Regions from separate parts of the Homo sapiens genome. Here region 2 is linked to region 1. Evidence: read pairs that join two places in POLR2A ChIA-PET (ENCODE). Cell type or tissue: GM12878. All regions are shown on one strand. Links, peaks and the distances in the headings refer to the core of each region. The heading gives the core; the rest is flanking DNA. Region 1 has its middle 17 kb from the start of PAN3. Region 2 overlaps PAN3 (poly(A) specific ribonuclease subunit PAN3).

What was found. ChIA-PET counts read pairs that join two places held together with the same protein. Peaks named below come from ENCODE experiments on the same cell type or tissue, not always from the same donor. Only the 100,000 strongest peaks of a DNase experiment are listed, where the experiment ranks them.
Region 2: POLR2A ChIA-PET joins it to region 1 with 5 read pairs; 8 of 35 experiments call an interaction of 5 or more read pairs at or near these places.

What each region holds. Positions count from the first base shown.
Region 1 is chr13:28,119,105-28,124,485 of GRCh38, reverse strand. No RefSeq gene overlaps it. Among named protein-coding and RNA genes, the nearest start is that of PAN3, 17 kb to the left of the region's middle. In GM12878, for the core only: no CTCF peak of the experiment used is centred there; a DNase peak (open chromatin) is centred at 1,994; H3K4me3 peaks cover 369 bases.
Region 2 is chr13:28,186,418-28,191,798 of GRCh38, reverse strand. The region is part of intron 4 of PAN3 (poly(A) specific ribonuclease subunit PAN3); the gene reads right to left. Among named protein-coding and RNA genes, the nearest start is that of PAN3-AS1, 50 kb to the right of the region's middle. In GM12878, for the core only: no CTCF peak of the experiment used is centred there; no DNase peak of the experiment used is centred there.

The DNA of each region.
Region 1 (5,381 bases), core at 84-5,083:
GACCTCGTGATCCGCCCGTCTCTGCCTTCCAGAGTGCTGGGATTACAGTCGTGAGCCACCGCGCCCGGCCTTAGCACTCCTCTTTTTTTTTTTTTGTATTATTTATTTATATTTTCAACTTTTATTCCAGGGGTACATGTGCAGGATGTGCAGGTTTGTTACATAGGTAAACATGTGCCCTGCTGGTTTGCTGCACAGATCAACCCATCACCTGGATATTAAGCCCAGCATCCATTAGCTATTCTTCCTGATGCTTTCCCTCCCCCAGCCCCCACCCCACAGGCCCCAGCATGTGTTGTTCCCTTCTTCGTGTCCATGTGTTCTCATCATTCAGCTCCCACTTTTTTTTTTTTTTTTTTTTTGAGATGGAGTTTCCCTCTTGTTGCCCAGGCTGGAGTGCAAATGGCATGATCTCCGGCTCACCGCAACCTCCGCCTCCTGGATTCAAGCAATTCTCCTGCCTCAGCCTACCGAGCAGCTGGGATTACAGGCATGTGCCACCACACCCGGCTAATTTTGTATTTTTAGTAGAGACGGGGTTTCTCCGTGTTGGTCACGGTGGTCTCGAACTCCCAACCTCAGGTGATCCCACCTGCTTCGGCCTCCCAAAGTGCTGGGATTACAGGCATGAGCCACAGCGCCCGGCAGCTCCCACTTATAAATGAGAACATGTGGTGTTTGGTTTTCTGTTCCTGTGTTAGTTTGCTGAGGATAACGGCTTCCAGGTCCATCCATGTCCCTGCAAAAGACATGATCTCGTTCCTTTTTATGGCTGCATGGTATTTCATGGTGTATATGTACCACATTTTCTTTCTTTCTTTCTTTCTTTCTTTTGATATGGACTCTCACTCTATTGCCCAGGCTGGAGTGCAGTGGCGCAATCTTGGCTCACTGCAACCTCTGCCTCCTGGGTTCAAGTGATTCTCGTGCCTTAGCCTCCCAAGTAGCTGGGATTATAGGCACTCACACTACCATGCCCGGCTAATTTTTGTATTTTTAGTAGAGATGGGGTTTCACCATGTTAGCCAGGATGGTCTCTGTCTCCTGACCTCATGATCTGCCCACCTCGGCCTCCCAAAGTGCTGGGATTACAGGCATGAGCCACTGCGCCCAGCCTATGTACCACATTTTCTTTATTCAGTCTATTATTCATGGGCATTAAGTTGATTCCATATCTTTGCTATTGTCAATAGTGTTGCAATGAACATACGCATGCATGTATCTTTATAATGCCTAACCATTTTTTTTTTGAGATGGAGCTTCACTCTTGTCGCCTAGGCTGGAGTGCAGTGGCACAATCTCGGCTCACTGCAACCTCCACCTCCTGGGTTCAAGCAATTCTCCTGCCTCAGCCTCCCAAGTAGCTGGGATTACAGGTGCCTGTCACCACGCCCAGCTAATTTTTGTATTTTTGGTAGAGACAGGGTTTCACCATGTTGGCCAACTGGTCTCAAACTCCTGACCTCAGGTGATCCACCTGCCTCAGCCTCCCAAAGTGCTGGGATTACAGGCGTAAGCCACCCCACCCAGCCCCTGCCTTAACCTTTTTTTTTTTTTTTTTCTTTGAGACAGAGTATCTCTTTGTTGCCAGGCTGGAATGCAGTGGCACTATCTTGGCCCACTGCAACCTCCGCCTCCCGGGTTCAATCAATTCTCCTGCCTCAGCCTCCTAAGTACCTGGAATACAGGCACACACCACCACGCCTAGCTAATTTTGTGTGTGTGTGTGTGTATTTTTAGTAGAGATGGGGTTTCAGCATGCTGGCCAGGATGGTCTTGATCTCCTGACCTCATGATCCACCTGCCTCAGCCTCCCAAAGTGCTGGGATCACAGGTGTGAGCCACCATACCCGGCCTGCCTTAACCATTTTTAAGTGTACAGTTCAGTAGTGTTAAGTATATTCACTTTGTTGTGCAACCAATCTCCACAACTCTTTTCATCTTGCAAAACTGAAACTAAAATACTAGCCTTTGGGGTTTCCAGAGCAGTCCTTAAATCATCACTTTGAGATTTCCCCGGGACTAACTCACAAGAGTTTATGATGAGAGTGAAATAACAGTTCTCTGTCAAAGAGGGAATGAAAAAGAGATCTAGTTGTGGGTAGTTAACACTGCTGTTGCCGGGCGCGGTGGCTCACGCCTGTAATCCCAGCACTTTGGGAGGCCGAGGAGGGCAGATCACGAAGTCTGGAGATCAAGACCATCCTGGCTAATATGGTGAAACCCCATCTCCACTAAAAATACAAAAATTAGCCGGGCATGGTGGTTCACACCTGTAGTCCCAGCTACTCCAGAGGCTGAGGTGGGAGGATTGCTTGAGCCCAGGAAACAAGAGGCTGCAGTGAGCCAAGACTGCACCACTGTTCTCCAGCCTGGGTGACAGAGCGAGACCCTGTCTCAAAAAAAAAAAAAAAAGAAAAAAGAAAAAGAAAAAGAAAAAAGTTGTGTCATGTGGTTAATGAATAATTCATTAATTAAAATAATTTAATAAAAATTAAGTTATTTGTCTTGATTTTGTGAAATCTGTGATATTTGTCAGCTTTTGAAAATCTGTAATTTGTTGTGATTCAATTCTAAATAAATATTTACTTTTGCGCCTAATTTTATACTTAGAATTTTGTATTCTTTTTCCTTAATAAGTTTCCCAAAATTGTATGATTCAGGTATCCCAAAAACCTGGATCCTTCCTTTGGCTCTGATAGCAAGGAAAAAAAAAACTGCTCTAGGACCTTTAGATGAGGACTCACTTAGAAAGTCGATATAGATATACAAAACAGGATGGATCAATGAACAGAATAATTTCATTTCCCAATGAAAAGGGAAGCCTGCTGGCTGCTGCAGCCCAACACTCAGAAGCCTAGTTTCTTGCAGAATATACACTTTCACTTGGATATTGTGTTTCTGGGCTCTTCTCTCCTCCTTCTGAACTATTTTCCTAGATGATCTCACCTCTTCCCAGATTTCAGTCTCATGGCTTAAATACTACCCATAGGCTGGTGACACCCAAATTTCTATCCCTACCTCAGACATCTCTTCTGAACTCCAGACTTGTATGTCAAAATGCTTACCTGACATTATTGTTTGAATTTTCAACCTTAGCTTGTCAAAATTGCACTATTTCTCCAAGCTTTTTTCTCTGCCAGTCATTCCCATCTTAATAAAGGGCATTTCCGGCGGGTCGCAGTGGCTCGCGCCTGTAATCCCAGCACTTTGGGAGGCCTAGGCGGGCAAATCACGAGGTCAGGAGATCGAGACCATCCTGGCTAACACAGTGAAACCTGTCTCTACTAAAAATACAAAAAATTAGCTAGGTGGTGATGGCGGGCGCCTGTAGTCCCAGCTACTCTGGAGGGTGAGGCAGGAGAATGTCGTGAACCCGGGAGGCGGAGCTTGCAGTGAGCCGAGATCCTGCCACTGCACTCCAGCCTGGGCGACAGAGCGACTCTGTCTCAAAAAAGAAATAAATAAATAAAATAAAGGGCATTTCCGAACACCCAGTTTGTCTTAAAGCAGACACCTGAGAGTCCAGTACTTTGGAAGGCCAAGGCAGGTGGATCGCTTGAACCCAGGAGTTTAATGCAGCCTGGGCAACACAGTGAAACCCCGTCTCCAATAAAATACAAAAAATTAGCCAGGCATGGTGGCATGAGCCTGTAGTCCCAGCTACTTGGGAGGCAGAGGTGGGAGAATCACTTGAGCCTCGGAAGTTGAGACTGCAGTGAGCCATGATTGCGCCACTGCACTCTAGCCTGGGCCACAGAGTGAGACCCTGTCTCAAAATAAAATAAATAAATAATAAGAAAAAGAAAAGAAACCTGAGAGTCATCCTGATCACCTAACTCCCTTCAGCCTTCAACATCCATCCATTGTCTTCTCTTCCCCTCCACTGCCCAGAGCCTTGTTTAAATCATCATCTCTCTACTATACTATTGCATCAGCCTCCTACTTTATCTTGTATAATCTATTCTCTACAGAGCAGTCAATCAGCATTTTACAAGGTAAACTGGATGATCACACCCTTGCCACCCCCAGTTACAACCTTCATGTCCCATTGAATTCAATATAAATCCAGACTCCTTAGCATGACCTTCAGAGCCCTATGTGATATGGTATATCTCTCCAGCTCATCTCCTATCAGTAGGTCCCCTCAGGCCTTATTTCAGTTCCTCCACACAAGAAACGTTTCTACTTCAAGGTCCTTATACATACCATTTCCTCTGCCTGGAATGCAGCCCCTTCTCCCCGACCATATATGCTTTGCCTGACTGACTTGAACACATCCTGATGCGGGTCTCAGTTTAAATCTCCTTAGAGAGCCTTTTCCTTATCATCCAATTTAAATTAGGTCTCTCTTATATAGTCTCTCCCAGCACCCTGCACTTCCCCCTTGTAGCATTTATCACAATTTGTAATTATAGATTATTTGTTTCATATTTGACTGTCCTCCTGAGCTATGGGCTCCATGAGAGCAAGGACTGTTTCTATTTAACTCAGCACTTGGTGCACAGAAAGATTTCCACAAATATTTATTAAATGAATGAGTAAACAAATATGACCCTGGCATGGTGGCTCACGCCTATAATCCCAGCACCTTGGGAGGTCAACCCAAAGAAACTTTGTTTTTTTTTTGAGACAGAGTCTTGCTCTGTTGCCAGGCTGGAGTGCAGTGGTGCGATCTCAGCTCACTGCAACCTCCGCCTCCTGGGTTCAAGTGATTCCCCTCCCTCAGCCTCCCAAGTAGCTGGGACTATAGGTGTGCGCCACCACACCTAGCTAATTTTTTGTATTTTAATAGAAACAGGGTTTCACCATCTTGGCCAGGATGGTCTCCATCTCCTTATCTCGTGATCCGCCTGCCTCAGCCTCCCAAAGTGCTGGATTACAGGCGTGAGCCACCACGCCCGGCCAAAACATTTATATTAATGGTAGAATAAAAATACAGTTTTATATATGATTAGTAGTAAATTCTCATTGCTCCTCTTTCTTTTCAATGCATTTTAACTTTTTCTCCTTTCATCAAATTTAATGATTTCCTGCACTGACCAAAGTTTTATACATTTCTCAATTCATTTATTAAGGTTTGAAAGTAGGCTACCCAGCACTTTGGGAGGCCAAGGCGGGTGGATCACGAGGTCAGGAGATGGAGACCATCCTGGCCAACATGGTGAAACCCTGTCTCTACTAAAATACAAAAAACTAGCCCGGTGTGGTGGCATGTGCCTGTAGTCCCAGCTACTTGGGAGGCTGAGGCAGGGGAATTGCTTGAATCCAGAGACTGCACCACTGAACTCCAGCCTGGCAACAGAGCGAGACTCTGTCTCAAAAAAGAAAGAAAGAAAGAAAGAAAGAAATTAGGCTAAAAAAAAAGCGTATAGTTATCT
Region 2 (5,381 bases), core at 139-5,138, 67 kb before region 1:
TCAAAAAAAAATTAAAATAAATAAGTAAATATAAACATATTGTTTCCTAAGCTAAGGAATCTGAGGATCATTCCATGGTAAAGAATAAATGACAAAATCAGATTTGTATTTTAGAAAGGAAGGTCTGTGGCAGTGTGGAGGAAGAATTGGGGAAGAGGGAGTAAAAGTGGAAATAGGTCGACAAATTAGTGGACTCTGGCAGTAGTCTAGGTTAGGGTTTCTCAACTTCAGTACTACTGACTTTGGATAATTCTTTCTTGTGGGGGGCTGTCTTGTGCATTGTAGGATGTTTAGCAGCATCTCTATCCTCCCACTAAATACCACTAAGCACCAAGTACCCAGTTGTAACAACCAAAAATGTCTCCAGATATTACCAAATGTTCTCTGGGGGTAAAAAGACACAACTGCCCTGGCTACGAATCACTAGTCGAGAAAGAAGGATATGAACTTGAGGCAATAATAACAGAAATAGAGAACTAGTGAAAGCTTACTTGTGGCAACATCTGGTAGGTTAAAAACCACTATTGGTGATTAACTGGAAGCAGGTGCTAAGGGAAAGGAAGAGGTTAAAGAGAAGATCAGAAAATAAACAGGGCAAACACAATTTTAAGGGAAATATTTATTTACTAAAGTTTTTTCAGTTCTTTAAGATCCAAGCCCCTCCTTCAGAGCAAACAAAAGCACCAACTCCTCTTCCCTTCCGAGCTTCTAGAAATCCTTACCTAGACCAACCTTATGAACACAGTGGTCCCCCAAAAAAGGTAAATTCCCTTATTGATCCTCTATTCTTGATAGCCTGACCAGTCCCATCTTGCTGGTTATTATGAAATAAAAGCATTTGAAAATGCCACATCCTATTGATAACCAGCTTTTGTGCTCCACACGTGTAAGTTAACATTGTATAACAAAATTCCCAATCCCCTTGATATAGTTTGGCTGTGTGTCCCCACCCAAATCTCATCTCAAATTATATTAATAATGCCCATGTGTTAAGGGAGTGACTGAATCATGGGAGTGGTTTCCCCCGTGCTATTCTCGTGATAGTGAGTGAATTCTCACGAGATCTGATGGTTTTATCACTTACCATGATTCTAAGTTTCCTGAGGCCTCTCAGCCATGTGTAACTGTGAGTCAATTAAACCTCTTACCTTTATAAATTACCCAGTCTCGGGTATTTCTTTATAGCAGTGTCAAAATGGACTAATACACCCCTTTTCCCGTGGTAAAACATCCAGCAGAGGCCAGGCACAGCAGCTCACACCTGTAATCCTAGCACTCTGGAAGGCCAAGGCAGGAGGACTGCTTAAGGCCAGGAGTTCAAGGACCAACCTGGGCAACATAGTGAGAACCCCCCAATCTCTACCCCCACCCCCGCCAAAAAATTTTTTTAATAAGCCAGGTGTGGTGGTGTGCCTATAATTCCAGCTATTCAGGAGGCTGAAGTGAGAGGATCACTTTAACCCAGGAATTCAAAGCTGCAGTGGGCTATGACTGTGCCACTGCACTCTAACCTGGCCAACAGAGTGAGGCTCTATCTCAAAAAACAAACAAATTGGCCAGGTGAGGTGGCTCACGTCTGTAATCCCAGCACTTTGGGAGGCCGACGCGGGCGGATCACCTGAGGTCAGGAGTTCCAGACCAGCCTGGCCAACATGGTGAAACCTCATCTTTACCAAAAAATACAAAAATTAGCCAGGCGTGGTGGTACGCGCCTATAATCCCAGCTACTCTGGAGGCTGAGGCAGGGGAATCACTTGAACCCGGGGGGCAGAGTTTGCAGTGAGTCAAGATTGTGTCATTGGACTCCAGCCTGGGTGATAAGAGCAAGACTCTGTCTCAAAAGTAAAATATCAAAACAAACAAAAAAGCTCAAGGCTTGAATAAAAGTTTTCAAGAAGAAAAGGTTTGAAAATATATTCTAGAGTAGCACTTCTCAAACAATAGTGAACACAGAAATCTTCCAGGGATCTTGCTAAAATAAAAGATTATGATTCGGTAGGCCTTAGAGCGAGGTCTAAGAATCTGTGTTTCTAAAGACGCTCCCAAGACTGCAGATGCTCCTGGTCTGGTGATCGCACTTTGAGTACTAAAGTTCTCAATAACGTCAGAGAGATCTGGAGAAGAAATAACTAGTGATACAAACAGAAATTGGAGTCACTCCTCAAAATGAAAAGGGGTAGGGGTTTAAAAATTCAGCATCGCAAGTCCTTGTAGCTCCTTGCCCCCTTGGAGCTTGATCTTAACACTGAGAGTTTTTTTGTTTTGTTTTGTTTTTTTGTTTTGAGACGGGGTCTCACTCTGTTGCCCCAGGCTGGAGTGCAGTGGCATGATCTCGGCTCACTGCAACCTCTGCTTCCTGGGTTCAAGCCATTCTCCTGGCTCAGCCACCCAAGTAGCTGGGATTACAGGCACCCACCACCACATCTGGCTAATTTTTGTATTTTGAGTAGAGATGAGGTTTCACCATGTTGGCCAGGCTGGTCTTGAACTCCTGACTTCATGATCCACCCGGCGTGGCCTCCCAAAGTGCTGGGATTACAGGCGTGAGCCACCACGCCTGGCTAACACTGAGAGCTTTTAAGATCACTATTTGTAGCCCTCAAAGCCCTAGCTTTTCCAAAAACCTTTGCCCCACTTCATAAAAGCCAGTTCCAGTGGTTTAGGGCTAAGGGAAGTCCACTCTCATTACAAGGGAGGTAAGCCTCTAGACTCACTATGTCAAAGGAAAGAACAGAAGGTAATTTTAGGACACACATGTATATTTTTTCATTCCTTGATTTACTCAACATTTCAGTATAAACTTCTCTATCATTCTTAAAAATAAAATGATCAAGAAGATCTATTCTCTTCTCCCAAAAAGTTCAGAGTGCAGCTAGAAGAACAATCTATAAATACCAGCACTTGTATAAAAAATGTAGTTAAAGCTACTAAGTAACAGACCAATTCTCAGAGCATTTAATTCTTTTGGTAATTGCAAAACAGCACCATCTCCAAAATGCCTCACATTATCAGTCACATGTTATTACATATCATGGTCTACTCATTAATAATAAACTAGAGAAAACTGTTGCTTCAGGACAAAAAGTTTCCAATGCCGTGAATTATAAAAACCTCCTTTGAACATCAAAAACATAATCACTGTGTAATCATTTCACTATTTACACTCTGAAACAATGTAATTTTTTTCTTTTTCTTTTTTTTTCTAGACAGTCTTCTGTTGCCCAGGCTGCAGTGCAGTGGCCCAACTATAGCTAATTGCAGCTTCAAACCCCTGAGCTCAAACGATCCTCCCACCTCAGTCTCCCACATAGCTGGCACTATGCGTGCACACCACCATGCTCCATTAACTGTTTAAAATTTTTTGTGGAGACCAGGTCTTGCTATATTGCCTAGGCTGGTCTCAAACACCTGGCCTCAAGTGATTAACCACTAATCATTAATGGTATAATTTGATATTTAATTCTTATAATTGCAGATATGCTAAAGTATCAGGATATTTAATGAACAGAAAGAAGCTCATTAGGAGTCAGAGGAGGTTGCAAAAAAAATGCAGGCTTATTTTGAAATAAATATATAATAAATCCTAGGCCAGAGATTTCTCAATTGATGTACCTAAGACCCTTAGGAGTGTCAGGAGATAGGCTGCTGAGTTGATGCTGTAAAAGAAAATAAATTCATATACTCGTTTAAGCAGTGTCTGAAAAGAGATATTTCACATTTGTATACTACTATTTTTCAAGTTTGTAAAGATGTTCTGATTAATAAAACATAGATCATTTTAAAGTGTCATTTAAATCATTCATTGGGCCAGGTGAGGTGGCTCATGCCTGTAATCTCAGCACTTTGGGAGGCTGACACAGGAGGATCACTTGAGACCAGGAGTTCAAGACCAGCCTGGGCAACAGAGTGAGACCCAGTCTCCACAAGAATTTAAAAAATTAGCTGGGCATGGTGGCATGTGCCTGTAGTCCCAGCTAAGTTGGGTAGATGAGACAGGAGGATCACTTGAAGTCGGAGTTTGAACCAGCCTGGGAAACAGGGCAAGACACTGCCCCTCAAAAAACAAAAATACGTAAAAAATGAGAAAAATAAATTATATCAAACACAGCAGAACATAATTTACATGTATAAACACATATACACGTATTTGTAGCTTCTGCTATGAGTCAGGTCATTGAGGGGGACAAACATTATCTACATAGTAATTTAAGGAAGTCTACAAAGCAGTCTTTACTTATGTTCTTAAAATCTCAGTGTTACAAAGGGATTTTATGCTACCAAAAATAAAATCAGTTGGAAGACCTTGCTATGCAAGGGCACATTCAATTTCTAAAGAACTGGAACACCAACTGCAACTTCTTATATCCTTGTGCTTTAGACTGGAACCACAATACGTACCAGATATAAAGAAATAAAATAGCATGCCAAAGTTAATAAAATATTTTGAGTGAAAAAAATTGTTGTATTTTTTTGAGACAGGTTCTTGCTCTGTTTCCCAGGCTGGAGTGAAGTGGTGCAAACACGGCTCGCTGCAACCTCAACCTCCTGGGCTTAGGTGATCCTCCCACCTCAGTCTCCCAAGTAGCTGGGACTACAGGCGTGCACCACCAAGTCAAGCTCATTTTTGTATTTTTTGTAGAGACAGTGTTTCGCCATGTTGCCCAGGCTGGTCTCAAACTCCTGGACTCGAGTTATCCACCCACCTCAGCCTCCCAAAGTGCTGGAATTAAAGGTGTGAGTCATCTCACGAGGGCTTTTTCTTTTTAAAGACGGGTCTTACCATGTTGCCCAGGCTAGTCTCAAGCAATCCTCTTGCCTCATCTTCCCAAAGTGGTGATAGTACAGGCATGAGCCACCATGCCAGGCCAGTTTTATTTTTTTAAACAAGAAAGTTATTTCCATGATAATCTATCAATTGTAATGATCATTAAAGTTTTCTATCAATTTCAGTCCCTTACCAAATGCATTCATTATATTAACAGTCTTGTTCTGTTGTCCAGGCTGGAACACAGTGGCCCGATCACAGCTCATTGCAGCTTCAAACCCCTGAACTCAAACCTCCCACCTCAGTCTCCCATGTAGCTGTCACTATGTAGCTGCCAGAATGTCTACTGGCTTCTTAGCAAAAGGTTTCCATTTTATTTAACTTGTATGTGTACACTTTTTCAGAAATGAGTTTTATTATAATTGAATTTAAACAAAGATGGTAAATAATGAAAAGTCGTCTTGTACATAATTAGATAAACAAACTTTTAAATTGCAGATCATAAATAGGAGACTATAACAATAACTACCATTTGACAAGTACAAGGCATTATAAACACTATATCCATTAATGTATTTAATTCACATAATTCTGGGACATAGCGCCTATTTTATAC